Linked DNA regions of Mus musculus: region 1 is linked to region 2. The links are chromatin loops, found by intact Hi-C in ENCODE. Cell type or tissue: heart. All regions are shown on one strand. Each heading gives the region's core, and the rest is flanking DNA. Links, peaks and the distances in the headings are about the cores only. Region 1 overlaps Arhgap39 (Rho GTPase activating protein 39). Region 2 holds the start of Arhgap39 (Rho GTPase activating protein 39).

Region 1 (15,987 bases), core at 3,397-11,396, 47 kb after region 2:
TCTGAGTGAATAAAACGAAGAGAGATGAAAAGACCAAGCTTTAATCACCTTGATTAAATTTGAGAAAAAACAGCTTAGTATGATCTTACTAACTGGATAATTCTGAGCGTGCCTGTTTGCAGTTAGATAAGTAGCAGCAGCCACGGTTATAACTGTGATTGAATGTGAGCCCTGTACCTGAATGATAATGGATTTTCCATGGGAATGTAGGTCACCTGCTATGTGTGCACACTGGGACTGAATAATCAGGCACAGCAATGGCACGTGGGGGAGGGGTGTCTTATAATAAGCATAAGAAACATGGGAGACAGCAAAGGGAAGATACTGTATCGATCCATGTGACAGTCGGTGTGAGTTGGAAAAGGGATCTGCCTTCCAAATGCTGGGATTAAAGGTGTGACCCACAGCCACGGAGCTGCCTTTATGTTTTAAAAGATTCATTTTAGTGAATGTATGTGTCTGCGTTCACAGAGTTCAAAAGAGGGTATTGGATCCCCTGGAGCTGAAGTTATAGGCAGTTATGAGTTGTCCAACATAGGTGCTGGGAGCTGACTTCAGGTCCTCTGGAGATGCAATAACTATTTGTCTTAGTCAGGGTTTCTATTCCTGCACAAACATCATGACCAAGAAACAAGTTGGGGAGGAAAGGGTTTATTCGGCTTACACTTCCATACTGCTGTTCATCACCAAGGAAGCCAGGACTGGAACTCAAGCAGGTCAGGAAGCAGGAGCTGATGCAGAGGCCATGGAGGGATGTTCTTTACTGGCTTGCCTCACCTGGCTTGCTCAGCCTGCTCTCTTATAGAACCCAAGATTACCAGCCCAGAGATGGTCCCACCCACAAGGGGCCTTTCCCCCTTGATCACTAATTGAGAAAATGCCTTACAGTTGGATCTCATGGAGGCATTTCCTCAACTGAAGCTTCTTTCTCTATGATAACTCCAGCTGTGTCAAGTTGACACAAAACTAGCCAGTACAATTGACCCCTTGTCAACTTGACACACAAAAACATCACTAGTAAGCCTCAACCCTTACAATCTTATTCATCCCCAAGATCTAAATAACTTTAAAAGTCCCACAGTCTTTACATATTCTTAAAATTTCAATCTCTTTAAAATATCCATCTCTTTTAAAATCCAAAGTCCTTTTACACTTAAAAGTCTCTTAACTGTGGGCTCCACTAAAACAGTTTCTTCCTTCAAGAGGGAAAATATCAGGGCACAGTCACAATCAAAAGCAAAAGTCAATCTCCAACCGTCCAATGTCTGGGATCCAACTCAGGATCTTCTGGGCTCCTCCAAGGGCTTGGGTCACTTCTCCAGCCATGCCCTTTGTAGCACATACGTTGTCCTCTAGGCTCCAGTTGCCTGTACTCCACTGCTGCTGCTGCTCTTGGTGGTCATCTCATCGTACTGGCATCTCCAAAACACTTCATGACCCCTTCAGTCCTGGGCCTTCAATTGCAACTGAAGCTGCACCTTCACCAATGGCCTTCCATGGCCTCTCACAGTGCCAAGCCTCAGCTGCTCTGCTCAACTCCTTCATGCCTTCAAAACCAGTACCACCTGGGTGACCCTTACATATTACCAAGTCCAGCCACAGCACAATGTACGACTTTGGCTATATCTGGAACACAGCCACTGTGCTCTCAGAAAACACTTCCCAGAAAATGTCATCTCAATGATGCTGGTCTCTTCTTAATCACCGCTAATTTCTTAGCTCCAGCTAACCAGCATCAATAGTCCCAGTAATGCAAAGTTTTTGCTTTAGTAGTTCTGGTATCTTGTTAATCACAGCTGATTCTTCAGCCCCAGCTAACCAGAACTACAGAATCTTCACTATCAGAACAGCAATGGCCCTGAAAAGAGTCTTTAATTTTTCCCTCTGAAATTTCACAAGCCAGGCCTCCATCTTCTGCACTGTTCTCAACGTTATCTTCCAAGCTCCTACACAACATCCAACAGAGCTCTTAACAACGGATGGATCTTCAAGCCCAAAGTTCCAAAGTCCTTCCACAGTCCTCCCCAAAACATGGTCAGCTTGTCACAGGAATACCCCACTCTGCTGGTACCAATTTGTCTTAGTCAGGGTTTCTATTCCTGCACAAACATCATGACCAAGAAACAAGTTGGGGAGGAAAGGGTTTATTCGGCTTACACTTCCATACTGCTGTTCATCACCAAGGAAGCCAGGACTGGAACTCAAGCAGGTCAGGAAGCAGGAGCTGATGCAGAGGCCATGGAGGGATGTTCTTTACTGGCTTGCCTCACCTGGCTTGCTCAGCCTGCTCTCTTATAGAACCCAAGATTACCAGCCCAGAGATGGTCCCACCCACAAGGGGCCTTTCCCCCTTGATCACTAATTGAGAAAATGCCTTACAGTTGGATCTCATGGAGGCATTTCCTCAACTGAAGCTTCTTTCTCTATGATAACTCCAGCTGTGTCAAGTTGACACAAAACTAGCCAGTACACTATTCATACCCACGGAGGAGTCTCTTCAGCTCCAAATGGTTTACCTTACAAAATTTAGCAATAAATTTTGTCCGACAACCCTCCAAGAGCAAACAGCAGCTCCACTATTGCTATGGACCCATATATCTGCTGTGTTCTGACTGTTTTGTGGCTGTGGTGATTAACTTCATTTTATTTTATTTTTTTCAAGACAAAGTTTCTCTGTGTAGCTTTGGCTTTCTTGGAACTTGCTCTATAGACCAGGCTGGCCACCAACTCACAGAGATTCGCGTGCCTCTGCCTCATTAGTGCTGTGATCAAAGCCATGTGCCACCTGCTGCTATGATGATTAATCTTGGATGTCAATTTGATGGGATATAGAGTCACCATGGAAACAAATCTCAAGTGTGTCTAAGAGAGGTTGTCTAGACAAGGTTAATTGAACTGGAAAGACCTATCTTAAATATAGGTGGTGCCATTCAGTGGAGTGGGGTACTAAACTGAATAAAGAGGACTCATGAGAGCGAGCTGAGCAACAGTTTTCTTTTCTCTCTGCTTCCTCACTGGATCCAGTGTGAGCAGCCATCTCTGCTGCCTTCCTTCCCCTGCCGTGATAAACTGCTCCTAGAGCTGAACTCTGTCAGACATATTGTCATGGCACATAGACGCGTCCCTAATACAGATGCCGTGACTGTGGTCCTAACAGTAACTGCCTCAAGGTGACTGACTGGAGGAGAACGCTGCATTGCAGTGTGCACACCGCGCTCTGCCTCCAGGGAGGAGGTCTAGAAGAGACAGACCGAATGAACACGTCTACAGTGCGAGCTGGTTTTTAAATGTGTATGGCTGTTTTGCCTGCTTGTATGTCTGTGTGCTATCCTGGTGCCTGTGGAAGCTACAAGAGAGTGTTGGATAACCTGAAACTGGTACAGGTCAGTGTGAGCTGCCATGTGGGTGCCAAGAATTGAATTCATGTCTTCTGGAAGAGCATACATGCGTTAACCACTGAGCCACCTCTCTAGCCCCTGGGGTACCAATCTTTATTTTAAAGCTATTTTGTGATGAGAGGAGCCAGCAGTCCTAGCAGAAAGGACTGAAATGACTGGGGCAGGCTCACCTTACTCATCTCACATACAGAACTGTAAAGTCAGGACAAGCCAAAGCAAAAGCAGACCCCACAATGACTGCACATCTAAAGGAACTCAGGAACCCATTAAGAGTTCCCACTAGGTTGGAGAGATGGCTCAGCAGCTAAGAGCCCTGGCTGCTCCTCAAGAGGACTCAGGTTCATTTCCTAGCACCAATATTGTGACTAATAACCTGTAACTTCAGTTCCAAAGGATCTCATACCCTCTTTGTTCTCTGTGGCCACTGCACACATGTGCTGCGCATACATGTTTGGAAGCAAAACATCAACACATAAAATAATAATAAATTTCAAAAAGCATCCCTAGTAACCAAAGCTGAAATAATTTGTATAAAACCAGCCACATAGGACTGCAGTCTGAAGCATAAATATCTGTAAGTGCACACTTATGTAAATGAATGACTCAGTAAGTAAGCAAAGGAGAAAAGAAGTAAATATCCCCACAAAGAAACCATGTAAGGAGATGGGTAGGCTTATCCTGACCTGGGTACCAAACAGTGTAATATACCAAAACAGGAAAAGATAGCCTAGTCTATGGCATCTTAGTTAAGGTTACTGTTGCTGTGATGAAACACCATCACCAGAAGCACCTTGAGGAAATAGTTTATTTGGCTTATACTTACACATCACTGCTCATCTTCGAAGGAAGTGAGGGCAGGAACTCAAACAGCCTGGAGGCAGGAGCTGATGCAGAGGCCATGGAGGAGTGACACTTGCTGGCTTGCTCCCCATGGTTTGCTCAGCCTGCCTTCCTAGAAACTAGGACCACCAGCCCAGAGATGCCAGCACCCATAATGGGCTGTGCTGTCCCCAGTAAATTACTAATTTAGAAAATTCCCTACAGGCTTGCATATGGAGGCATTTTATCAATTAGGCTCCCCCCTTTGAGATAAATAACTCTAGTAGGAAAGTTGACGTAAAAGTAGCTAGCATACTAAAATGAAAAATCAGAAGTGTCATAAAACTGACCAATGTTAGCCTTTTGTTTGTTTTAGAATTATTCTCTTTGTTTGTTTCTCTGTGTAGTCCTGGCTGTCCTGGAACTCACTCTGTAGGCCAAGCTGGGCTTGAACTTAGAAATCCACCTGCCTCTGTCTCCCAAGTGCTGGGACTACAGGCATGTGCCATCACTGCCCTGCAACAAATGTCAGTTTTAACAGACAAGGAAAAGTTGTTGTAACTATGCCATTAGTTCAGAAAAGATTTGGGCACTTCATGTATGGATTGGACATGTGCTTTAAAGTCTAGATTAGCCAGAGGCAAGGCAGTTAGTGCCTGTAGGCAAAGACAGTTCCATACTCCTGAGCTCCAAAGAGTGATCCTATCTCAAAACTCCAAAGACTCCATAAATGTACTTAGCAGTCAGTAAGAGCTGAAATAAGAATGTCCGATTTTGACAGTGACTGGATGAACAGAAACCAAGTCAGTGTTAGCCTCACCTGGCTGGGTAAAACTCCCACCTAAACATATATTCTGCCTGGAGATTGTGAAAAATACTATTTTTGAGAATATGAATATTCAGTGAATCTTTGCAAAAAAAAAGCTTTTCTGTGCTGTCAAATATCTTTTATGGGAGGGGCATGTGGGTTGAGACAATATCTCTCTGTAGCCTTGGCTGGCCTGGAACACTTTGTGTAATAGACCAGGCTGGTCTTGAACTCATAGAGATCTGCCTGCTTCTGCCTCCCAAATACTGGGACTAGAGGTGTACACCACCACTCCCTACCTGGACCATCAAACATCTTAACAAGATTGAATATTCAGAATACAGTAATTTCTCTAACAAGAGTGAGACTAAATCAGAAACCAATAAACATACCCAGAGATCTGAATGTGATGGCATACGCCCACAATCCTAGCTGAGGGAAGGCTATGGCTGGAAGGTTGCATGTCCAGTCTGGGCTATCTAGTGAGACTTTGTCCCCACAACCAAAACAAAATCTGGAAATCTGGCATGTTATTAAATAACATACTTCTATATAATTTGTTAATCAAAGAGAAATTCAAGGTAAATCAGTAAACTGTTTTTAGACTTTATGTATATGGGTGTATTGTCTATATAATGTCTGTGCACCGTGTGTGTGCCTGATCCCTGCATGGGCCAGGGAAGTATGCTGGGTCTTCTGGAACTGAGTTACAGTCTGTTGTGAGCTGCCATGTGGATTCTGGGAACTGAACCCAGGTTTCCTGGGAAAGCAACTTGGCTCCTAACGGTTGAGCCATCTCTCTAGCCCCCTGGAAGAAGTTGGTGATGTTGTTTTGGACTGGAATGAAAATATAGTATGTCCAAATTGGTAGGGTGTCATGAGTCATGAAAGCTGATTAGAAGTTTTAAGACTAACTTCCATATTGGAGTGAATCTGTATGTTGAGACAGGGCCATGTAGTGCATACTGACCTCATGTTTTCTGTGTAGCCACAGGTATCCTCCCAGTGCTGGGGTCACAGGTGCTCACCAAATGGCCAGAGTGGAAGTTTGTTTGTTTGTTTGTTTTGAGACAGGGTTTCTCTGTATAGCCCTGGCTGTCCTGGAACTCACTTTGAAGACCAGGCTGGCCTTGAACTCAGAAATCCGCCTGCCTCTACCTCCCAAGTGCTGGGATTAAAGGTGTGCACCACCACTGCCTGGCTCTTAAGATTTATTTTGATTTTGTGTAGATGAGTGTTTTTACCTGTACCACATCTGCATTTCCTGAAAAGGTTAGAAGAGGGCATCAGAGCCCCTTGGAACTCTAGTTATCAATAGTTGTTAGCTTCTTTGTAGGTGATGCAAATTGAACCCAGGTCCTCTGTAAAAGCAGTTAGTGCTCTTAAACCACTGACCCATCTCTCTGGTGCCTAGATTTTTTTTTTTTTAAGGCACAAATCATTAAACTCTATTTCCATATTAGTAAAAGGGGCTGGAGAGATGGCTCAGCTGTTAAGAGCACTGGCTGCTCTTGCAGAGGTCCATCTTGGGTTCAGCTCTTTGCATCCACATGTTGGCTTACAACCAACTATAACTCTGGTTTCAGGGGATCTCGATGCTGATACCACCTTCTGATCAAGTGGTGCACAGGTAAAACATTTACACATACAAAGCTTTAAGATCTGAAAATGTTTATTTAAGAAATTACAAGAATCACAACACCCACATGTGGTGACCATGCCTTTAACCCCGAACACTTGGGAAGCAGAGGCAGAGGGGTCTCTAAGTCTGAGGACATCCTGGGATACATAGGCAGATCCTGTCTCAAACAAAACCAAACCAAAACCCACAAAAAACATTAAAAGAAAGCAAATAGTGTGGTATTAAGTCAAGAAAAAAAAAGTTTAAAAACTGCCTTATTACCAGTAAAATTGATCCATTTCCAGCCAGATAGATTAGAGAAAACCAGAAAAACTGTAATTTTCAGTATCAGTGCTGAGCAGTGGGTCACCACAGAATGTGAATCATCACATAAGAAGCCATGCATACCACACAACACACACACACACACACACACACACACACACACACACACACACACACACACTCACACACCTATAGCCCCAGCTTCAGAAGTAGATAGAGACAAGAGAATACAGGGGCTTGGTGGCTTCCAGTGAGCTCTGTGTTGAGAGCAGGTGGAGAATAATGGAGAACTCCAAGTGGTTTTTCCTGACCTCTACACTCATACACCCTGCACTCCCAAACACATGTGCACACACATGCATCTAAAGTAATCTTTAGAAGCATGGTGATGCCTGCCTTTAATCTCAGGTTTGTAGGTACGGAACACCTGCACAGTCGACACTGATTCTGGTGTGTGTGTGTGTGTGTGTGTGTGTGTGTGTGTGTGTAGGTCAAAGGACACTTGACATGATACTTCTTGCCTTCCCCCTGGCTCGAGACAGCCTCTTGTCATTCATTGAGTGTGCCAGGCCAAGTGACACCCTTGGGCTTGTAAGGATTGTCCTGTCTCTGTCCCTCGTCTCCCTGTGGTTTCTGGGAACAGCATAAATCAGGAAGGGTAATTCAGACTCTTTTTTTTTTTTATTTTTAAGTATATATTTTAAATTAGCTTACAAAGGAGTGGATTACTATAAGGTCTTTTCGTACATCCTTAGTTTCAGGTCCCCCTCCTCCACAACCCTCTCCTGTTTCCTCTTCCTGGCCAACATTCAGCTTAGACCTCTTCATCCCCAACATCTCTCCGATCTACTCTAATATCATGTGCTCTACAGCCCCTCCCCTCCTCCCATGAGATGCTTCCTGTCTCATGGGGCCTTGCTAGTTTCTTAACCCCTGCAGACATTCCAAATTAAACATACAAGTCCAAAAGGTCACAGCGAGGATTTGCATATGAGGAGAATGTATGGTGTGTGTCTACTGAGCCAGGGCTGCCTTACTCAGCCTTACTCAGTGTATTTTCAGTTCTAGCCTTTCTTCTACAAAGTCATATGTCTTTATTCCCCAGTGTACCCACCACATTTTCATGGTCCGTTCATTGGTTACCGGGTGTCCTTGATTGTGACTGGAGCAGCAGTGAACATTGCTTGCCAGTGTTTCTCTCTGTAGTTGGAATCAGAGCCCTCTGGGGGCTATGCCCGGGTATGACGTAACCGGGTCACGTGATAGCTCTATTTTTAGTTGTGGGTTTTTTTGTTTTGTTTTATTTTTTGAGAAACCGCCACAGTGATTTTCAAAGTGACTGTGCCACTTTAGATTCCCACCAACAGTGGCCACGTCTTTTCTCCCACATCCTTACCTGCATTTCTTGTCACTTGTTCTCGAAATGACAGTCTTTCTGACAAAGGTTAGAAAAATCACCTGAAATGTCAATACTTTGCATTTCTCTGATGGGCAAGAATGTTGAACACTTGTAAAAACTATTTACTAACAATTTGTATTTCTGGGGCACCCATGTCAGGTGGCTCACAACCTTCTGTAACTCCATCTCCTCTGTCCTCCTGCACTCACACATACAGATTCACATGCGAGCGCTCTCGCTTGCTTTCTCTCTCTCATCCATACCACATACAATTTAAATTAGTAAAATTAGAAATTTAAAAGCACTTTGTCTTTCTTCTTGGGTTGTGCCAGCCGAAGAAGATATATGCATAAGTCTGTGCATAGATCTTGGAGTGCTTTCTCTCCTTTCCCTCTAGCAGTTGCAGACTCTTAGAGCTGAGTGTTGATCCGTTTAGGGCTGAGTGTTGTCCGGGGTGAAAGGAAGGCCCAGTTTCATTCCTCTCCGGCCTCTGCCCAGTGTCCCCAGCACTGCTGGTGACGAGACTGGTTTCTCCTGTGTGTGCAAAGACCAGTGGCTTTAGTTCCATGGCCTTCTCTCTGGCTCCCTGATTCTGTTCCATTGATCTATGTGTGCGTCTGATTTTGTGTTAGTGCCATGCTATTTTTATTACTATCACTCTTTAGTACAGCTTGAAATCAAGGACGGTTATCATCCAGCACACCCTTTTGTTTAGGATTGCTCTGGCTATCTAAACTCTCTTGTGCTTCCATATGGATTTTAATATTGTTCTCTCTGTGCTGAGATGAGAGGGTGTTAGTATTTAATGGGGATTGCACACAGTATGTCAGTTGCTGTCAGATGGCTGTTTTTCCGGATACTCCTGCCCCTGAGCATGGAGCTTTCCTTTTCTCTCTCATGTCTTTCCCCTTCTTCAGTGCACTAAACATTTCGTGTTGACATCTTTCTCCTCCTTGATTAGCTTTCTTTCAAGGTTTGTTTCAAGGCCGTTGTGAATGAAATTGTTTCTCTTATTTCTTGATGTATTTGGCATTGGTTACAAAGGCTGTTGTCTCTTTCACTAGCGTTGTGAAAGTGTTTGTGAATTCTCGGGGTCTTCTGCATAAAGACTCAGCTCACCTGCAAATAAGCAGACTCTGACATCTTTCTTTCCTATTTATGTCCTTTTTGTTATCTTCTCTTGTTTGACTGCTTTAACTACCATTTCCTGTACAATATTGAATGTAAGTGAAGAAAATGTATACCCTTTTCTTGTTCTTTTTTTTTTTTTTTTTTTTTTTTTGGTTGTTTGAGACAGGGTTTCTCTTTGTAGCCCTGGATGTCCTGAACTCACTTTGTAGACCAGGCTGGCCTCCCTTTTCTTGTTCTTGATTTTAATGGGACACTTGGTGTTCTCACTGTTTAATTGTGTGTTAGCCATAGGCTGTGTGTATAGAGCCTTTGTTAGGTTGAAAAGTCCTTCTCTTTGGAGTTTCTTAAGAACTTTTTTCAAGAAAAGATGTTGGAATTTTTGTCAAAAACCTTTTCTTCCTCTATCAAGTTGATCATATGGAGCTGGGGATTTAGTTCAGTGGTAAAGTGCTTGCTGGGCCCTGGATTTGGTCCTCAGCTCGGAAAAGGAAAAGAAAAAGGAAAAAAAAAAAGGAAAAAGATTATATGATGTTTGTCCTTGATAGCTTCCATTTATTGGTTTACATCTGTTGAACTACCCCAGGCTCTGTGGGATACAGCATGGTCTTACCTTCTGCTGTGCTCCTTACCGTGTGTGTCCTGAGCACCTCGCCTCTCGGAAAGCTGACAGGGACTGTGAGAGCGTGAGGAAAGGATAGATGTGTAGGAACACTGGGCTCAGGTGGGCCTGTTGGTTATGTGCAACACTGTGGAGGAGTTAGCTGGTCCCCATAGGCCACCTCTGTTGGTGCCACTGTAGCCTCTTGGAGGGGGACACTGGGACGCTAGGACACTGGGCTTGCTAGTGTTTGCACCACTGGTCAGTTGTTCATAAAAACTCACACTTGGACCAGAGGAAGCTTTGCCATTCCAAGCCTGACCCAAGGAAGGCATTGGCTCTCAGCACAGTCGTACCGTGCCAACAATACATTCACTCGGGATTTTACCCATTCTTTGCCTACCCAGTCAGAATTTTTCAGCTCCCCACAGTTCTTGAATTCAATTTGCAAGTATTTTTGTTGAGACTATTTGCATCTCTGCTCACCAGGGAATTGGTCTATAATTTTCCTTTATTGATGATGTTGCTAGTGTCTTTCCTAGCTTTATAAAAAGAGCTTGGTTATATTCCATCCAGTCCTCTTCCATTTCATAACCAGTGTGGTATTGGCGGTGTGGTGGTGGGCGAGGCTGCCTTCTAGCTTATGAACTAGTTTGAGAAGCACAGGCGTTACTTTCTCTTTCTCTTTGCTAAATTGCCCAGTGGATCTTTCTGGGCCAGAACTTTTTTTAGTTAGCGCATTTTTATTTTTTATTAATTTTTATTTATGTGTATAGGAGTTTTGCCTACATGTGTGTATACCATATGAAGTGCCCATTGAGGCCAGAGAAGGGCAATGAGCTCCTTGCAGAGTAGCAAATGGTTACCAGCTGCCATATGGGCACTGGGAATCAAACTAGGTCCTCAAAAACAGCAGCCAGGGCTCTAACCACTGGGCCATCTCTCCAGCCTTCTTATAGAGCTGCTTAAATATTTCATCTCAGTTTACATTTGTTAGGTGATATAACTAGAAATTTATACTTTTTAAATAGTTCCAGTTTAGTAGAATATATGTTTATGACCTAGTGACTTTCTAAATTTTATTTTTCTTTGTTATAATAGCTTTTCTTTTTTCTTCTTTCTTCCTTTCTCTCTTTCTTTCTTTCTTTCTTTCTTTCTTTCTTTTTTTTTTTTTTTTTTTTTGGTCTCCCAAATACTTGGATTATAAGTGTGTGCCACCTTACCTGGTTTACCTGGTAATTAGAACCTTTTTGAATTTGTCCTTAAATTAGCAGTTAATATCCATGGAATATCCCTGGTTTGAGGGAAGGCATAAATCTAATGCCATCTGGGAGTCGGTAAAGAGTAAGACAGAACCCCAGTAGTATTCTGTTCGCCGTGGCTGTTTGTGTGTGGTGGGGATGGGGGGTGAGGGACCTGAATACAGAGCCTGTAGCACTGTGAGCTTCCTGGATCAGCACCGTGTAAGCAGCAGCGCCCTGGCTGGAGACAGCGAATGGCCCCTGATCCCCTCCTGGCACTGTTGAGTCCTGAGCCTGTCAGATCTGATTCTAATACAGCCACAAGTGCTTCTCGGGTTTTTAAAAGGAAACCCTAGTGTGTGTATGGGTTCACTTCCTGCTACGGAGTTGGTGTGCACTTGGCATCCCTCACTGTTGCCATTGCCACAGTGGCCTCTGTGAAGTGGTCAGGTCGATGCATGTGTCCTCCTTTGGGGCCCTTCAGCCCCAGCACTGGGATGTAAGTGCTCTTCTTGCCCTTGCCAGCACTTGGTAGTTGTTGTCTTTCCCGTTTGCTGAGTGCTCATGTCACACGCCTTTAAGAGCACTTCCTGAGGAGTGAAATGGAGCCGTCTCCATGACTGCCGTCTGCACTGTCTACTCGCCCCTTCTTTATCATTGTATCAGCAGCATTGGCTTATGTTTAGTGTGCCCGTTATCAGATCACACACGCCATAGCTGGACACACTATATAGCAAACGCCTCCCATTTTGGATTTGCATTTTTCTTCCTCCTCCTCTTCTTCCTCTCCTTCCTCCTCCTCCTTCTTTTACTCCTCCTCCTCTTCTTCTTCTTCCTTTCCCTCTCCCCCAACCCCCCTTCTAGGATCTCACTTTGTAGCCTTGGCTGGCCTGGAACTCACTCTGGAGACCAGGGTTCTCTGCCCCCTAAATGAATGCACCACCACACCTAGCCTGTTCTTGGTTTCTTGATAAGTAGATATCTTCAATCTTAATTTTATCACAGTCGAATTCACTATTTTTTTTTCCTCTGGGAGCTGGTTTTGTGACTGTCTCAGAGATCTGACCCCGCTATAAAACCCAGCATTCTCTGGTTTTCCTAAAAGTTCATTTTGTTTTTTCAGCCTTCACATTTATAACATGGATGGCTTTTTATCTTGGATGAGCATAGGCTCAGGGGTCCCTTTCCATGTGTTTTCTCAACAGCACAATCTGCCTGTGAGAGAGCCTGTTCACTGTCACAGGAATCTGTGTATGCCTTGCGTGCCTGAGTTCCACTGTGCATGAGGCCATACCCTGTGTATGTTGTGCCCAGCTTCATCTCCACAGTAACTTCCCCATATGCAGCATCCTGTGCTGGGGCCAGACGTCATCCACGGGTGAGGCCTGGGTGCTCAGTGCATCCTCTAGCTTTGTAGTTCTTGAAGCACTCATGCACCTGCCCTGGCCCAAGTGGAATCCCAGCAGGAGGCAGTTGGCCATCAGGCTCTCCCTCTGTACAAGAGAAGCTGGCCGGGAGTGGCTTCCCCAAGGAGTCTTGAGGCATGGGAATTGCTTTCTATTGAGCCAGCTATCTGGCAGGAGAGAAGGATGGACTGTAATTTCATGTGTGGTGTGGACATCACTGCATTTCCTATCAGTGCTTAGCCACTTTTCTTTCTCCCTAGTGTGGCCTCTTCCTGTGTGATGCTGGAGGAGGCAACCTGATGATCCTCTGACAACTGTTCACGTCAGCACTAAGGAAGCAGATGGCAATGTCACAGGCACAGGATTATGAATGCAGAAGCCATCATGTCGATGAGCAGGAGCCCAGGATTCCGGGGTCGAGTACCAGGTAAGGAGGCAGCATCCACTCCCGATGAGTTATCCCGGCCCTGGGGAAGTGGGGGAGCAACTGTTCAGAGAAAAGGTCGTGTGGCTCCAGGGCTGTTGACTGGCCTGTGGTAGTTCTCCCAGTCTGCTCACATGGCTGCCTATGTGCACTGCCTTCTCTCACCGTCCTCCAGTGGTTGTTCCTGCTCCTGTCTCTCTAGTCCAGTGTTCTCAGCACAGCCGCTCACTGCGGGGATACCTGCACACTTGGCAGAGGCCAGCCTGTCCCCTCCCGCCCCCAGAATGTTGATGTTTGGGCTGCACATATGAACTTCGCCCGTTTTCTTGGGCACTCTGGGCAGTGTCCATACAGACTCCAGTAGTCATGCCTCTTCATTCCTATTTTTCTGATGTGCAGCTTTTTATCTGAAAATAATTCCACAGTAACAGAAAAAAAAAAAAAAAAGAACAGTCCCAGAAATGTCCATGTGTTCTTGCTCCGAGTCGTCGCCATCAGTCATCTGTCCTTTCTGAGTCACTTTGGGCAAGTCACAAGTGTTCTGCCTTAGGCCTTGAATGCTTGAGTGTGTGTCTGTCAGGTGACTCACATAACCAGGACACAGTCACTGATCAGATCTGATGTTGACACAGGCTTTGATCTCCTCTGACACCCTGAACCATAGAGACCATGTATTCCCAGTTGTATGTATAGCACTTCTGTCCCCATGTAGTATAGAATCCGTCAGCCAGTTCTGCCTGCCTCTGCCTTCTCGCCCTCCTTAGCCTTGTCCAATCTAAGTGGTTTCCACAGCCTTTTCATGACTTTGGTACCCTTAACCAATATAAAAGTGGTCTCTGTACTCAACTGGTTAGAGTACTTACCTAACATACACAGAGCCCTACACTTTACAGTACTACATAAAATGTGCCTAGTGGTATAGGGAGATAATTCCAGTACTTGGGAAGTAGAGGATTAGAGGATCAGAAGTTTAAGGCTGGCTTCAGCTACATGAAATGTTTGATGCCAGCTTGGGATGCGTGAGACTCTGTCTCAGAGAACAAAAAGCAGTGGATGGGAGATGACTTGCAGTGAAGAGCACTGGCTCCTCTTACAGAGGACCAGACCCCTAGCACCCTCATGGCTACTCACAGCCATCTGTAACTCCAGTTCCAGGGACTGCAAAACTGTCTCTCTGGGCTCTGCAGGCACTGCCCACACATGGTGCACAGGCATAGTAAAACAATACCAGAAACACAAACAAACAGAGGTACTAACAACAACTGGGCTTATGTGTACACCTACCGTAGTCTGCCAGACCCTTACAGGGGTCAGGCAATCACCTGCTGGGTTGCTGTGCAGCTTGGAACTTAGGTCTTTAATGGCAGAGCAAGCTAAAACCCTGCACACTGCACACATCACAGTTCATCTTCAGACTTTTTTTTTTAAATCTTTCACTCAGTTTTCCAATACCAGGTTTTGTTGTTGTTTATTTGTTTTGTGCTCTGAGTTAAATGCAGGGCCTCATGGATGCCAAGCAAGTGTTCTCCCACTGCGTTACATTCCAGTCCATGGCGTGCCGGTCAATTTGGAATCTATACTTGGGTGTGGTGTGAAGTGTTGACCCGACTTTCAACTCTAAAATGATCCAATTTCTTTTTTCCCTTTCTTTTGTTTGTGTTTTTGTTTTGTTTGTTTGAGACAGGTTCCCTCTGTGTAGCCCTGACTGTCTTGCAATTCTCTTTGTAGACCAGGCTGGCCTTGAACTTAGAGATCTGCCTCCCTCTGCACTCCAGTGCTGGGATTAAAGCACCCACATGGCTGTTCACAAGCATCCCCACAACCCTGCACCACTGTGGCTGGCTGGAACCCATTTCTTCTTATTATCTTGTTTATAATTGCCTTTCCCTTTTCTGAGACTTCATACCCTCTGTTCATGTCCTGAAAGTTCTGAGGCTCTGGGGTACTTTAGCTTACCCATGTGTTTCCATTGACTTCTTTGGTTGTTTTTTGAAATAGTCTCTCTCTATGTAGCCCTGCCTGGCCTTGAACTCACAGACATTCACCTGCCTATAGCTCCTGAGAGCTAGGTGTGTGTCACAATCAATCTCAAACATTATCACCAAATAATCCTTGCCCACTGTATCTCCAGGTGGGTCAGTAGGAAGCCACCAAACATCAGTGCCTCCTGCTGCTCATAGGGTTGAGTCCTGGCTGGCAGTGAAGCACTGTGAGCAGCTCTCCAGCAGCTAACAAACCTGCTTTCTTACCCACTTAACTCGCCAGAGCATGACTGTTAGACCCCGGCTGCAGCGCTGTGTGCAGGCTGTGCTTTCCTTAATTCAAGGTGCCCTCCCCAACTTGCTCATGAGGCCTACACATACATGTGGCCGAGTGCTGTGTCTCCCTTTCTCAGATCCACAGAGTCCACGGAGCTTCCCAGACTGTGCTCCCTGTTTTTCTGAAGCCACTCACTGTGGACATCTTTAGGTCACACCCACGCCTGGCTTTGGGTGTCAGTCCTGGGCTCCCCCCTCCTGTGCCTTTTATTCTCTTGGGTATCATGGCTGAATGTTGCCCCCCAGGAGATGCCAAGAATGTTCCTAAAGGGCTGGGTTTCTGCCCACATGCACAGGAGTGCGCTGCAAAGGGAATAAAACCCCATTCTTTGCGGAGAGCAGATCATTGAATTGCATTGATTTAAAAGGACGTTTTAAACAAAACTAAGACTTACATTTTTAAAAAGGGATTAAGAGATTGTTCTGTACTTAATAGCTTTCTTTTTCACTCAGGAAAATTCTTTGGAGAGTACCAAGGCTTTGTTTTGGTAAAATCTAAATATAGGTCAGGGAGAAGGTCAGTGAAGATCAGTTGCAGA
Region 2 (15,987 bases), core at 3,154-11,153:
AAACACAAACTCTTCGATGCTGAGTATGCAAACTGACATAGTCACCATGGAAACCAGTGTAGAGGTTCCTCAAAAAGCTGAGAATTGATTTACTTCAAAATCCAGTTATATCATTCTTGGGTATACACCCAAAGTGTGCTACCTCCTACTGCAGAGGGGTCTGCTTACACATGCTCATCGCAGGAAGCTGGAAACAGCCTAGGTGCCCATCAGCTAGTGAATAGATGATGGAAATGTGGTACATTTACAAAATGGAGTCTTAGTCAGCCAGTAAGAAAAACAAACATGAAATTTGCAGGTCAGCCGTCCTGAGTCAGATAACCCAGTCCAGAAGCCAAGTGTTAGATGTTATCTCTTCTACATTAGTACTTAAGCTTTCAATATGCATGTTTCAATTTGAATGGACACACATGTGTCTATTGAGGATTGTGGTGGGAAACTAGTAGGATTAATGGGGAAAGAGCTGGGAGGGCAGGGAAAGAGAGGGATCATGGGGAGAGATTACTAACGCTAAAAGCTTTTTTACAAAAACACCGAAACTCACTATTATGGCAACTACCTAAATATATACATATATAAAAAGGATTTAAATGGAGTAAACATATAATAGGGGAGACAGTGCCCCAACTAGACATCTTATGTCATTGGCTAAAACCTCCAGTGCTGGGAATGGGTTACATCTTGTTGAATCATTAGCCTAAAGGTCCCACGACACTCTAGCGTCTCTCTACCTCCCACTGACTAGCATTCATGGTGCTGGAATTACTCTGTACACTAGTGGAGGAGAAAAGTCATCCTTAGTATAACCCAGCTATGAAGTCTGTAGCCCACAACAGTGACTTGCCTGTGATGAATACTGGTTTAATAGTGATACAACTGTTAAAAGAATAACCAATGATGAATACTGGTTTAATAATGATATAAATGTTACAAGAGTAACCAACCACTTTTTGGTGGGATTTAAGACCCACCCCATGAAACAGAACAATAAGTAGCCAAGGTCACTGGGCAGTGGAAAAACTGATTATTATTCTGCCAAATCCATATAAAGAGAAACAAAATGCTTCTAAATGGCATATTGCTATACACTGCATCACTCAACCTCCATCCGAGTAGAGAGTACATCTTTTTACAGTAGATAGTACTTAACACAAAGACCCTCAACTGAACAACAGGTAGAACGTAAGGGACTTTGGAGTACTTGGTCCTAAATGGCATGTTTTCATCACATCATTACCTCAGGGCTCAAGGGTCTATGAGGAAGAGGAGGAGGTGGAAAGATTGTAAGAGCCAGAGATGGTGGATGACACCAAGGAAACAGCATCTTCCAGACACAACCGGACTGATATGTATATAAGCTCACAGAGACTGTTACAGCATGCACAAGGTCAGCATAGATTCAAATGAGACAAAAATCCGAGGACAGAAAAGTGGAAGTGGATGCAAAGTCTATCCAAGAAGACAATTGCATTTGATACCTGCTAGAAAAGGGGAAATTAGTTTTCTCCATTGGAGAGTCACTGGGTATATCAACAGCAGTCCAGGGCAGGCCCCCTGGCCAGGAGAAGTTAGGCAAAGCAAAAGGGACTCTAGGAGGTTTTGTTTGTTTTGTCTGTTTGTTTTTGTGAGATTTTCTTGTGTGTGTGTGTGTGGGGGGGTTAGTGGTGGTGGTGCTTCCTCCCTCCCTCCCTCCCTCCCTCCCTCCCTCCCTCCCTCCCTCCCTCCCTTCCTCCTTTCTTCCTTCCTTCCTTCCTTCCTTCTTCCTTCCTTCCTTCCTTCCTTCCTTCCTTCCTTCCTTCCTTCCTTCCTTCCTTTCTTTCTTTCTTTCTTTCTTTCTTTCTTTCTTTCTTTCTTTCTTTCTTTCTTTCTTTCTTTCTTGTTTTCTCAAGACAGGGTTTCTCTGTGTTTAGGCCTGGCTATACTAGAACTCACTCTGTAGACCAGGCTGGCATTCTGGAGGGGTGGATCTGAAAGGAGTTGAGGGAGGGGAAAACATAATCAAGATATACTGTGAAAAAGTTTAAATAAGGGCTGGCTGGAGGTTTATTATTATTTTCTGTGTATGGCTGTTTTGCCTGCATGTATGCTTGTGTAGTGCTCGTGTACAGTGCTCGTAGGGGAGGGGCCTGAAGTTGGCATTAGACTTCGTAGAACTGCAGTTATTAGGGTTATGAGCTTCCATGTGGATCCTGGGACCCAAACCCAGCTTCTCTGACATAGCAGCAAGTGGCCTCACCAGATGACCCACCTCTCTACCCCCATCCCCCTTTAGGCTGCTCTTATTTAAAAGTTTTGCTCTCCTTTTTATTTTGCTTTTTATGTATTTATACAATCTTGGGAGTTGGTTGGGGTTTATGTCACATTTTGTTTCTATGTGTTTGAGATGCCATCTTGTTACATTATCACTGGCTGGTCTTACAATGTATCCCAGACTAGACTAGAACTTGTGATTCCCCCTGCCTCTGTCTCCTGAGTGCTGGGATAATAGGTTCCTCCACTGTGCCTTATATCAGCTATTCTGTATCAGTGATGAAAAGACCTATGAACACACAGATCTATACTGCCTTCTAAGGAAACCCTCATCCAGGGTCTGAGTCCTTCCTTATATTCATAGCGGAGGAGGAAAGGAAATGAGGTCGTACAGTCCCTCTCCCACCACAAGTCCTCTTACCAGAAGACACATGTGGCTTTGTCCTTACCTGTGTGACCTGATTCCTCCTGTCTCAGCACAAACTGACATCCTGTTGTGTTATATGCAGACAACAGACAGGGTCACTTCCTGGGAGCCCTGGACCTCTGTACTCAGTGCTTCTGTGTGGGTTTTCTTGTCGCCGTTACCAAGTATTTGACAAGAACCAACACAATGGAGAGAGGACTTCTTCTGGCTCACAGCTTGAAAATAGAGTAGGGAAGGCATGTTGGGGCTGGGGTGGCTTGCGGCTGTGGAAGGACCATAAGGCTGCTTGTTTACAATTTCCATGGATCAGGAAGCCCAGACAAGGATATACTAGAACTCATCTAGAATTCTCCTTTTTCTCTTTTCATTCAGCCAGGGATCCTAGCTCATGTCATGATACCATCCATTTTCAGGCCCAGGTTTCCTTCCTTAATCTTCTTAGGAAACACCCTCACAGAAGTGCCCAGAGGTATGTATCACTAATGTCACGAGGTGGGGGGTGGGGCACATCTTCCTCCTCCTCTTCCTCCCCCCTTCCACCTCCACCCCTTCTTCCTTTTCCTCTTCCTCTTCTTTTCTTTAAGCCAGGATTATGTTAGGCAGTCCTGGCTAGCCTAGAATATACTACGTAGATAAGGCTGACCTCATTGAGATCCACCTGCCTCTGCCTCCCAAGTGCTGGGATCAAAGGGAGGTGCCACCATGCCCAGAATTGGGACATTTCTTAATCCTCCCCACTTGACAATTTAAGCATCAGAACTCCTCTCAACAAAGGCCATTCGACCATAAGGTAAGGTGTTGAATGTTCCCCAGAGGTAAAGACAAAGGTGATAATGGACGAAGGCACTGTATTCAACAAGTAACCTAAACAGGAATGTGTCTGTGCATAATTGTGAACAAGGGAAGACCAAAACACGGTGATACTGAGGTGCTAGGCTTGTTTTTCCAGGACACAGTCACCAAAGAAATAAGAGTATGGTAGGGTGCATAGGATAGGAAGTAATGGAGGGATTTTGTTTTTACAAAGAATAATGTGAGAGGGTACTCAGGCTTTATCTTATGTATTTATTTACTTTTTTAAAGGTTTATTTATTTATTTATTTAATGTATATGGGTACACTGTAGCTGAACAATTGGTTGTGAGCCTTCATGTGGTTGTTAGGAATTGAATTTTTAGCACCTCTGCTTGCTCAGATCAACCCAGCTCGCTCCAGCCCAAAGATTTATTTATTGTTATACATAAGTACACTGTAGCTGCCTTCAGACAGCACCAGAAGAGGGCATCAGATCTCATTGTGGGTGGTTATGAGCCATCATGTGGTTGCTGGGATTTGAACTCAGGATCTTTGGAAGAGCAGTCAGTGCTCTTACCTGCTGAGCCATCTCACCAGCCCAAGTAGTCGGCCTTTAAAGAGCACTGGTTATTCTTCCAGAGGACTCATGTTAGGTTCCTCGCAGCCATCCCACTCCATCCCTTGGGGGATCTGACACCCTTTTCTGACCTCCACAGGCACCAGGCACAAACATAGTACACAAATATTGTTGGCAAAACACCCATGCACATAAAATACAGAAAGAAACAAAAAAGAACAATGTTAGCATGTATCTGAGTGTTCTTGAAAACTGTTCAATAGAAATGGCCATATTAATAATGCAAGGGACAGAAAGAAGTCCAGACCTCTAGTCCAACCTTCAGAATGAGCAGAACAGCCTGCAAACTTTCCACAGGCAGGGAAAGTGGGAGGCCAGAGATGGGTGTGTGCAGTCCTGTAGTTTGGTAATGGGAGGGAGACTTTTGGTTTCCAATAGGAGGCCTAACTAAAGGGCTCTGAGAAGTTATGGAATGGCCACCATCTTTGAAAGCCTTCTGAAGAGAAACACAAGACTGCTTGAGAGTGAGCAGCACTCATTCTAAGTTTGTGACCAAAGGTTCAAAAGGGAAGAGACAGGGGCTGGAGAGGTGGCTCAGTGGTTAAGAGCACTGACTGTTCTTCCGAAGGTCCTGAGTTCAATTCCCAGCAACCACATGGTGGCTCACAAACCATCCGTAATGAGATCTGATGCCCTCTTCTGGTGTGTCTAAAGACAGCTACAGTGTACTTACATATAATAATAAATAAATCTTAAAAAGAAGTGGGGGGGGGGGGGAGAGGCAGCAGGGGTTAGCGGTGGGCATTGCTGGAGAGATGGCTCAGCAGTTAAGAGCACTTACTGTTCCTCTAGAGGACCTGGGTTCAGTTCCTAGCACCCACAGGGCAGCTGACAACCGTCTGCAACTCCAATCCTAGGGTGTCTGATGACCTCTTCTGGGCCTCCACAGGCACTGCATGTGTGGTACAGGGACAGACACTCGTTCAGGCAAGCACATAAAACATAACAAACATCTCAAAAATATTGAAACAAACAAAAAACACTCAAAAGGAATCCAGTCAGCCATGTTGGTAATGTTTCTTCAGCCGCAGGGAGGAGACGGTCTTCCTTCATCCAAGTCAGCTTACTTCAGGTGGGTGAACAAGGAAAAAAATTCGTCACCAAAGGCCAATATTCTGTATATCTCACACCCTCTAAAACTTTTGTGTAAAGAAATTCAAACCTTTTACTTTCCTCTACCTGGTAAAGCTTTTCTTTCCACAAAGGCCCTGCCCTCCTCCAGTTCCCAAACGTGATCTGCAGCAGCTGACACCTCACCCTCTCCCTTTCATTTACTCCAAGCTGAATCTTTTTAAACTGAATCAGGCTGAATCAGGAAAAGACTATGAGGTGACCCCAGGCAATAGGAAAAAAGACACAGTCACCACCTGCCTTAGGATACACTCGAAGTGAGCTTCTGGCCCTCGAGGACTTGCTAGCCCGGTTAATTTCATTTTTGCAAAGATAAATAGCCTTGCTGCTTGTGCGTTCCTTTCTGCAGCATTTAGAACGTCTGTTTCCAGCCGCATTGCTGAGGGGGCTGGAGACAGAGCAGGAGCCCTCATCCATACCTAAGAGCAGAGCCCAGGATGACTCAGCAAGGACGTGCTAAGTGTGAGCACAGTGGAGATCCCCAGGGCTTGGGTCTGCAGCACTGCGGGGTGTGGAAGGCTCTGAGCTCTCTTGGTCTGGATACAGATGGAACGCTGTGTGCAGTCCTGGAAGAGCTTTGGGCCATTTTATTTGTCTGCAAGTGGAATTTAAATACGACACAGAGAAATGAAGACATGAGCTGGAGATGACCTGCCACTAGCTTGATGGCCCAAGTTCCATCCTCGGGACTCAATAGCCGAAGAGAAATGACTCCTTTAGAGTTTGTCTTCTGACATCTCTACAGAGGTCTTGACACATGCAGCCCTACAGACATACAAACTAAATAAGCAAAATATTCTGAAGGCTCATTTTCACCATTTTAAAAAATGTGTGTGTGTGTGTGTACACATGAATACTATTGATCTCATGGAGCTGGAGTTATAGGTGTTTTGTTTTGTTTTGTTTGTTTGTTTGTTTTTTGGTTTTTTGAGACAGGGTTTCTCTGTATAGCCTTGGCTATCCTGGAACTCACTCTGTAGACCAGGCTGGCCTTGAACTCAGAAATCCGCCTGCCTCTGCCTCCCAAGTGCTGGGATTAAAGGCATGTGCCACCTCTGTCAGGCATTATAGGTGGTTTTGAGTCACCTGACATGGATGCTGGGAATTGAACTTGAATCCTCAGGAAGAGCAGTATTTACTCTTAATTGTCAAGCCAAGGTAAAAAAAAAGTTTGGTTTTTTTTTTGTGTGTGTGTGTGTGTGTTTTTCTTTTTAAAGTAAAGAACTGGTGTCGGGCAGTAATGGCCCACGTCTTTAATTTCAGCACTAGCAAAGTGAGGCAGGTAGATAGCTCTGAGTTTGAGGCTAGTCTGGTCTACTGATCGAGTTACAGGACAGCCGGGGCTACACAGAGAAACCTGTCTCAAAAAACGAAAACATGAACAAACAAAAACAACAACAACAACACTGAATATTCCGAAGTCTGGGAGGGTGACAAACGCACTTGTAATGTGTTAAAGACGGATTTTAAGTTTGAGGCCAGCCCGGGTACACAGAGCAAGAGCTCGTCAAATACAAAAAACCCAAATGGCAGCTGAGGATGTAGCTCAGTAGGTAAAGGGCTTTCCTAGAATGGGTTTCACCTCCTCAGCTGTGTAAACCGGATATGGTGCCTGTAATCCTCGCACAAGAGAGATGAAGACGGGATTAGAGTTTCAAAGTCATCCTTCGCTACATAGGGAAGTTGAAGGTCAGCCTGGGCCATCTGAAATTCTCTCTCTTAAAAAAAATTAATAAGAAGTTAAAAGGGCCATGGAGTGGGTAGAGGTGCTCTCTGTGCAAGCCTGATGATGCGAGTTCCGTCATTAGAACCCATGGTGAAAGGAGTTGTCCTCCGATTTCCACACGGACACTGTTGGCACGTGCGTGCACATGCTTCACACACAATACACATTACAAAAAAAAAAAAAAAAATAGAAAAGAGAGCACATTTAAAGCTGTGCCTGAGTTACTACGAGAATAGTCAAGGAAATAAAAGGAGGAAAATAATAAAGGGAAGTTACAAACATGGAATACGCAGAGTATTTTAGACAATAGCTACCTTTCCAGAGTCAAGGAAGAGGTATATCTCAAGCTTAGGAACCCCAGCAGGGCTAGAACTAATAGAGTCACGCCACACCCACGTTAGGACACACCTGAGGTGACCCAGACCTCCAGAAGTGGGCGGGTACAGGTGAGAGCGGAACGGCCGGCTAGCGCGGCATCGGGGGCGGGGCCTCCGACAGAGGCAAGGCTCCCTCGGAGCTCCCGAGGGGCTGCGCGGTGGCGCAGGCGCATTGCAGCCTCGCGGGCGGCGCCCCCTGGCGGCGCCACCATCCTCGCGGGGGCGGAGTCGGAGGCGGGGGGTTGCGCTTGGTGACGGGGGACGCGCGGCCGCAGCGCACTGGACCAGCGGCGGAGACCCAGGACGTGAAGCGCTGGCTGCGGCGGCGACGGCGGCCGGGAGCCGCCGGGAGCTGGGGCGCAGCGTGCGGTCGGTGATGAGGGGCAGTGGCGGCGCTCCGGGCGCAGGGCCGGCTGGTGAGAGCGCGGGAGGTGGGCGGCGCGGGCCGGGAAGATGGCGGAGAGGCCTCGCTGCGGCCCCACGGCCTGGCCCAGGCGGAGGCCCCCCAGTCCAGTCGTGCTAGAAATCGGGGCCCCAGGTGACCCGGTAGGGGAGGGTCCGCAGGAGGACGCCGCGGCCAAGGGCCAGGGAGTGTGAAGGCGGGTTTGCGTAAGAGCAGGGGCCCGAGGGTGGTGGGTGTGAGGGTGCCATGGTCTGCACGCGTGCCCGGCCTTTGGATGGGCGTGAGTGCGTGTGTGTCCCTGGCCAAGATAGTTGTGTGCGAGCCCTTTGCTTGAGGTGGTTGGGGTTGGGGTGGACCTGATGGTGGGTGTGAGATGTGAGGGTGCCCGGCCTGCAGACAGGTGTGTGTAGTCAGCCCGAGGACAGGTGTGCGTGCGTTCTGTGTCCAGGCCCAGAGCCGGTGGTGTGCTTGTGCCCTTTCTGTGCACTGGGCTCCGGTCCGTTTGGGGGTGGTGAGAGATAGTGCTTGCCGAACGAGGATCTTGCGGGCTAGGCTTTGTCCGCGATGCCCGGCAGTCGGTGGGCGTCTCTGGGTCGGGTCGTGGCTTGCTTGCGCGTGGTGCGCCCTGGCTTCGCGGCAGGGCCTCTGCGGCAGGCTCGGGTGGTCCTCTCCCCGGCCTTTCAGACTTGGAACTCCCTGGGCGCCTGCTGTTTGGCAGGCGTGGGGTGGGTGGGGGCTGCGAGCCGGCAGGCTGTGCATCCCGGGCCAGGCAGGCTGTCTTTATTTTAAAACGTGCTGCCCGCTTCGGGCGCGGCAGCTGTGGGTGTGTTCCATGCTGCTGCTCACCGCAGCTGCTGTGGGCGCTACGCAACCTTCAGCCGCAAAAATGCGGCTGGACCCCCTCCCCCTTCAGTGTTGTTCGGGTTGGCCAGGCCTCCAGTGACCTCTGCAGAAAAACGTACAGTTGCAAGGCTTCAGTTCCTCCCGTGGTGCAGACAATACGGACGTTTGTCTTTGGGAGCTAGGGAGGGCAATTGAGCACTGCGTCCTGGGCGCAGTCTGTAAACAGCAGGTGGTTTTGTCCCTGCTCCCCTTTTTACAACGAACGTGGGGGGAAGGGAATTAGAAGGAGAGGTGTGACTGGATAGTCCGGAAAGCCAGTCTTCAAGGGATTCTGAGTGCCTAGGAGGGAATAGAGAGATGTGACTCCTTCCAGCTCGTGGTCTAATCAGCTGTCTTGTAAGAGTCTGGAGCAGAGTGAAAATGAGTGCTGGTTCTGGAGCCAGACTGACCGCCCTTGAGTCATGACTCCTCCTTTACTGGCTTTGTGGTATTAGGTAAGGTCTCTCTGCCTTTGGTTTCTTGGCTGTAAAATGGGTACACTAATAGTATTGGTCTCAGAATGCTGTTGTGAGGACTCTGTGACTTAAGACTTGTAAAATTTTTCACACCTGGGAAGTTTTGAGTGTTAGGAATTGTTCTTGCTACGAAATTGCAAGCTGTCAGGGTTAGGTATAGGTTGGACTGTGTGTTACAAAGTGCATAAACTAAGTGTGTGTGTGTGTTAAAATTGTAATTTCGTCTGAATTTTGCTATGTGCTCAGGTAGGTTTCAAACTCATGATCTTGTCTGGCATGCATTGCCATGCTTGGCACAAAGTACTTGTGTGTGTGCAAGTATGTATGTGTGTGTGCATACATGTAATTATTTTCATTTTGTGTGTATGGGCTAGTGTGTGTGTGTGTTTAATTATTTTCATTTTATGTTTGTGCCAGCTCTGTCGAGTAGAGGTCAGAAGATAAATTTTAGGAGTTATCTCTCATATCAAAGTGCCCATACGCACTGACACACACATCTAGCTGGTTGGAAGCAAATCTTTCTAAAGAAAAAAAGAACAATTTTATACACTTAGATAAATTAATTGCATAGAGTTGCTTTAAAAGTCTCTTTGGTAAGGAAACCTCTCGTGCAGCACACAGATTGCCACAGTGCTGACCGGGAGACGTGAGCTTGGTGTTGCCAGAGGGAAGGGGGCATGCAGGCCCTGGGCAGTGAGAGCCAGGCCTACAGTGTTGTACTGCACAGTGTTACCTTTGAATTAAGAAAGGTAACCTTATTAAGGATAAACTTTGACACTGAAGACGTAAGTAACAAAATGAGAGCCAGGTTTTACCTGTATGGTAGCGGGCCTTGGTAAATTACCGGAAGAAGTTCAGATAGACTTTAAACCAAAGTGAGGGGGATTGCTGTGTTTTTCAAGGAAACAGTTAATCTAGTCATTACGTTTCCCTCTTTATCTCAGAATTACTCTGGAAAATGGTAAAATAGCATTCGTACTCTGATAGAAAAGTTAAGTGAGGTCTTGAGACTTGTGGCAGTGAAGGTGAGAATGTTTTGTTTGTTTGTTTGTTCCTAAGGATATGGTGTCCAGCACTTGGGAGGAGAAAGAAGAATTGAGGCCAAGCTGAGTTATATGAACCACTTAAGTTATATGAGACCATGTCTTTAAACAAAAGAAAAAAGTAGTCCAGTCTCATTCTGGCCTCTGCCATATGCCTGCTGGGGCAGAGGGCTGTGGATTAGGAACTGCACCCAACAAAGACTCACGGGTCCGTGCATAGTTTCGCAGTCTAGCTATTGCAGCCTCTCCTGAGGTGTCTTGACTCCTTGATGCTGTTGAGAGAAGAAAAAAAAAAATCCTTGAACTATGTTCCTGTGCTGAAATGTCCAGTTTGACTGGCAGAACCTTTTCACTGGATCTTACAAGCAATCCTCACAGTTGGCCTTTTGGGTGAGGCTTTATGTTGTCACAAAGCTGTGTTCACTGAGGTAGACTAGATGTGCAGCCAGCCATGGACATGCAGAGACAGTATGAGTTGGTTACTGGCTCCTGAGCCCCATTTCCCATTGTTCCTTTCTCACCTCCCCAGATAACACGCTTCCCCTCAGCTACTGACCTCTGTGGTTCCTGTGTTGCCCTGTTCGGTCTCTGTTGGCCCCTTGAATTGTTCCCAACTTATGCCCCTGGTATTCCTGTGCCCTGTGACAGAGTCTGACCTGGACCTTGTCCTAGGGCAGCTGTTAGCAACCTGTTAGGTAGTCTCTCCTCACCTGGGTTAGCACTGCCCATGTCTGCTGCTACAGTGATCAGGACCTGGGTGACATTTCCTAGGTGTGTCTTCTTGAACTCATGCAAGTTAGGAGTGCCCAATGTCCTGTCCGTCTCTGCTGTTACAGTAACATAAGTGAACTTTATTGGCATCTGTTGTGAGTTATAGTGATGTGTCATTCTCTCATGGAGAATGCATACTAACCTTTTTACAGTGTATACTGAGAAGAGCCAGGCATCATCTGTTCCTCTCGGTTGGTGTTTTGAGTGTGTAGGAGGTTGTGTGTGTGATATGTGTATGCGTGTGTATGTGGTGTGTCTGTATGTAAGTCTGTGTGTGTTTGTGGTACAGGTATGTTTGTATGTGTTTGTATTTGTATGGTATATGTGTGTAGTGTGTATATATGTGTGTATGTGGTATGTCTCTGTGTGTGTGATATGAGTTGTCTGTGTGTGTGTATTTGAGTATGTGTGTGTTTGTATGTATGTATATGTGTGGTATGTCTATGTATATCTGTGTGTGTCTGTATTTTTGATTCAGTGGTACAGATTTTTTTCTTTTAACTTTTAAGTTTTCAGTGGCAAAATCATAATAATCAGCATGGGAAATATTTTCAATATTCTATCAAGCACCCCTCAAGCATTGCTTATTCATTACTTTTTAAATCGAGTAGCTAATCTGTGTGCAATTACTTGGATGTGGAATTTACTGTCAAAAATATGGATCTTGGAAAGGAGAGAGGCCAGGCTTGGGGTGAGGATATAGCTCAGTTGTAGTGTTTGCCTAGTGTGACCGAAGTCCTGGATTTGATGCCCTAACACTTCATAAAACTGGGTGTGGTGGCACATGCCTATAATCCCAATACTCTGGGGTAGTTGGAGGCAGGACGATCATAGGTTCAGGGTTATCCAGTGTTAAATAGCAAGTTGGAGGCCAGACAGGGTTATATGATACACCACGTCAAATAGAGAAAAGAAATGAAAGAGGGCCAGAGAGATGGCTCGATTCTAAAGGCAGCTGCCACCAAACCTGGTGACCTGAATTTATTCTGGGTCCTACCTGGTAGAATGAGAAAAGTGATTCTACAAAGTTGTTCTCTGACACCTTTCCTTATGCCATGTTATGCACATCCTCCTGTAGCCCCTACAGCCTTCCTCTCTCCCTCTCCCCTTCTTTCTCTCACTCTCTCCCTCTCTCCCCGCCCTCTCTCTCACACACAGTAGTAGTAGTAGTAGTAGTAGTAGTAGTAGTTGTTGTTGTTGTTGTAGTAATAAGTAAATAAGCAAACTTTTAAGGCTGGTGAAATGGCTAGGAGATAGACCTACCACCAAGCCTGATGGCCCAAGTTCAGTTCCCAGGACTCCCATAGTCGAGGGGAGAACTGACTCCCAGAAGACGGTCTCTGCCTTCCACATGTCCACACATGCGCACAGAAAATAAATAAAAGTGTCTGGGCAGTGGTGGTGCTCCACGACTTTCATCCCAGCATACAGAGGCCGAAGCAGATGCACGTGTCCACACATGCGCACAGAAAATAAATAAAAGTGTCTGGGCAGTGGTGGTGCTGCACGACTTTCATCCCAGCATACAGAGGCCGAAGCAGATGAACCTCTGTGAGCGCCAGGCCAGGCAGGGATTCAGAGTGAGACGCCGTCTCAGAGGAAGAGTGAGACGCCATCTCTCTCAGAGGAAGAGTGAGACGCCATCTCTCTCAGAGGAAGAGTGAGACGCCATCTCAGAGGAAGAGTGAGACGCCATCTCAGAGGAAGCGTGAGACGCCATCTCAGAGGAAGCAGACACTGGGCTGCGGGATGACTCAGTGGTTTAGAGTATTGGCCGCTCTTCTAGAGGACCTGGGTTTGGTTCCCAGCACCCACGTGGAGGGTAAGTGTCACCTGTGACTCCAGTTCCAGAGGATCCAATGCCCTCCTCTTCTTGGTTCTTTGGACACAGGGCATAGATATATATGCAGGGAAAACATCTATATACATAAAATAAAAATAAATAACACCTCAAATGAAAAAGCCAACAACAAAAACTTAACAGAAAGAAAGGCCAGACGAGTTCTCTACACTAGGGCTCAGAAGGTAAAATCTACAAGTGGTCACTTCCCATCTTCCCCTTCTTCCCGGTCTCTTTTGGCAGTAAAGTCTTTATTACTGCTCAGCCAGGCCTGTTATTTTTGTATTGCTTTGGCTACTTTGGCTGCTCCTGGTTAACTGGGCCTTTTTTTTTTTTTTTTTCTCTCTTACTTTCTGAAGTTTAAACTGTTTGATTTTGTGTACATTTATTTCATTTTTGCTTCCTAAAACTTTTAATTTTATTTAATAGTTTCAGATGATGGTGAAGAAGTCCAGCTTGGTGAAAGCTGGTCTCTTGGAGAAGGTTAGTTCCCTGCAGGCAGGTGATAAGCATCTTACAGATGCTTTGAAAGTGCATGGTATACACATAACCTCTGTTTCTACCCTTTCCTTTTGAAATCCTTCTGCCTGTCTTAATTATATTGCTTTGAAGAGACATATCCAAGGAAACTCTTTTATTTTTTTATTTTTTATTTTTACTTTTTGGTTTTTCGAGACAGGGTTTCTCTGTATTGCCCCGGCTGTCCTGGAACTCACTCTGTAGATCAGGCTGGCCTTGAACTCAGAAATCCGGCTGCCTCTGCCTCCCAAGTGCTGGGACTAAAGGCGTGCGCCACCACTGCCCAGCTCCAAGGCAACTCTTACAAAAGAAAGTATTTAACTTAGGGCTTGCTTATAGTTTCAGAGGTTGACATGGTGATGTGTAGCCTGGCGGCCCAAATGGCGCTGGGGCTGTATGAGAGCCGCATCCTTATCTTTAGGCCAAGAGAGAGAAATAGGACCTATTTCTTCAGGAAGTCATTCTGTGATAACAGTTTATCTCCTAACACCTTTTTTAAAAATTTATTTTATTTATATGAATACACTATAGCTGTCTTCAGATATACCAGAAGACGGCATCAGATCTTATTATAGATGATTGTGAGCTACCATGTGGTTGCTGGGAACTGAACTCAAGTCCTCTAGAAGAACAACAGTCAGTGCTCTTAACCGCTGAGCCATCTCTCCAGCCCTCCTAACACCTTTAATTCTGTACTTTTGGTCATTTGTTTTCCCAACACCTATTTCCTTGTATTTTAAATATTATAGTTGATCAGAAAAATGAGTTTCTCTACTGGTTTGGAGAACTTTGTTTTCTTATAGTTAAGAAAGGGAAACATGGTCTAGCAAGTTGGCTTAGTGGGTAAAGGTACTTGCTGCCCTGTAGGAAGCACAGCTTAAGAGTAGGCACTGGCAAAACCATGTGGCCTGTCTTCTTCAACAGAAGGAAACAATTAATGCCTGGTGACCTGGAATGCCAGAGTGAGAAGTGGTCAGTCAGCTTGGTGGTTAGGAGTGGGCAATGTTCAGGCCCTAGTCCTGCAGTGAACAGACCTCATCCCTGTCCCAGGTCCTGTGCATCCTCCACCCACAGAACCTATCCTTATGCTTATCTCAGATCCTTCCTCCAGGCCCTGGCTCTGAGCTGTTTATCAGCCAATAGAATTCATTCTTACTGTCAAGGTCACAAGTTCTATGATTAGATGTGCAAGAACAGTAAACCATAAGGCTAGTCTCTGGAAGGCTATGATCTACAAATATGAGTTTCATTCTTCATTTCTCCTAGATCATCCTCCCCCTCTGGCGGTGAGACTTGCGCATGTGCCTGTGTGTGTGTGTGTGTGTGTGTGTGTGTGTGTCTGTCTGTTTGTCTGTCTGTCTGTCTCTGTGTGTATGTACAAACAGAACTTTGATCCCTGGAACCCACATGGTGGAAGAGAGAACCAAAACTTGTCTTCTGACCTGCACTTACTTCTATATAGCAGGCACACAAAGGTGGGTGCACATGCATGCATACACATTAAATATAAATGTAACAAAAAATAACAGCACATTTACACAGAAGGTGGCACAGTAGCTAAAAGTGGGGCAACTCTTGTCGTCAACAGATAGATGGACAAAATGTGATAGATCCATACCAAGCTATATTATTGGCAATAAAAGGAAATGAGTTACTGACTCCTGTTATAACACCAAGCTAGGGGTAGTGATGCATGGCTTTAATCCCAGCACTTGGTAGGCAGAGGCAGGTGAGTGAGTGTGAGGTTGAAGACAGCCAGGGCTATACAGTGAGACTCTAATTCAAAGAAGAGGAGGAGGAAGAAGAGGAGGAGGAAGAGACTATGCCTAGTGAGAGAAGCCAGACATGTGAATGATTATTTATTTATTTATTTATTTGGCTCTTAGCAATAGGTTTTGCTATATAATCTAGGCTAACCTCAAACTCAAGATCTCCTGCCTCAGCCTCTTGAGTGCAGGGATTACAAGGCTACCACACCCAGTTTTATATGATTACATTAATATGAAATGTCTAATGTAGGCAAATCCATAGAGAAAGCAGGCTAGTGGTTACTAAGGGCTAGGGAATGGCAGAGGCATCAGGCTTTTAGGGTAGTGCAAATGTCCTGAAATTGACCAGTGAAGGGTTTTAGATATCTTTGAATATACTAAAAGTACACACTTTTAAATGGGTGGCTTGGGTAGTATGTGAATTCTATCTCTTTGGAGGGGTTAAAACTAGAATGACTTGGATTTTTCAGGGAAATGTTCCCCAGGTGGGAATCAGAAAGGCTCTGGTAGACTGGGGTTGGCTTGAGGCAGAGTCTCTGAGATGTTCTCTCAGTCTGGTCTGGGTGAAAGCCTTGGTTACGCTTTGTTGTGGGTCACTTCCTGAGCTGCAGCTTCACTTGTAAGCTAGACCACTGTCCCGGCCGCTGTGCAGGGTTGTCGTGAGGCAGGAGTGTGCATGAGTTTCATCAGTAGACTGAGGAGCCAGCAGGACACTTCTGTCCTCTTGCAGTCTGGTCTTAAGGGAGCAGTGTGCAGCAGTGGCAGAGTAAAGAGTGTGGGGGTACAGCTGCCAGCCAGGTGTGGGCATGACTGCGACAGCCCCTCCCGCCCTGCCGCTCCAGTCTTTACCCTCTCCCTCCTCTCTCTGTGTCTCTCTCTGTCTCTGTCTCTCTCTGTCTCTCTCTGTCTCTCTCTGTCTCTCTCTCTCTGTCTCTCTCTCTG

Evidence for each region. Peaks named below come from ENCODE experiments on the same cell type or tissue, not always from the same donor. Only the 100,000 strongest peaks of a DNase experiment are listed, where the experiment ranks them.
Region 1: it touches region 2 in a loop (2.2-fold over the local background); 11 of 42 quality-filtered maps call a loop at or near these places.

Annotation. Positions count from the first base shown.
Region 1 is chr15:76,762,631-76,778,617 of GRCm38, reverse strand. Arhgap39 (Rho GTPase activating protein 39) reads left to right here. Exons shown (of 12, transcript NM_001168288.2): 2 at 12,967-13,133. The coding sequence starts at 13,054. Among named protein-coding and RNA genes, the nearest start is that of C030006K11Rik, 47 kb to the right of the region's middle. In heart, for the core only: no CTCF peak of the experiment used is centred there; DNase peaks (open chromatin) are centred at 7,827 and 8,127.
Region 2 is chr15:76,809,763-76,825,749 of GRCm38, reverse strand. It overlaps Arhgap39 (Rho GTPase activating protein 39), which reads left to right and starts at 7,584. Exons shown (of 12, transcript NM_001168288.2): 1 at 7,584-7,758. In heart, for the core only: a CTCF peak has its summit at 7,536 (motif pointing left); DNase peaks (open chromatin) are centred at 7,519 and 8,659; H3K4me3 peaks cover 2,417 bases; H3K27ac peaks cover 2,290 bases.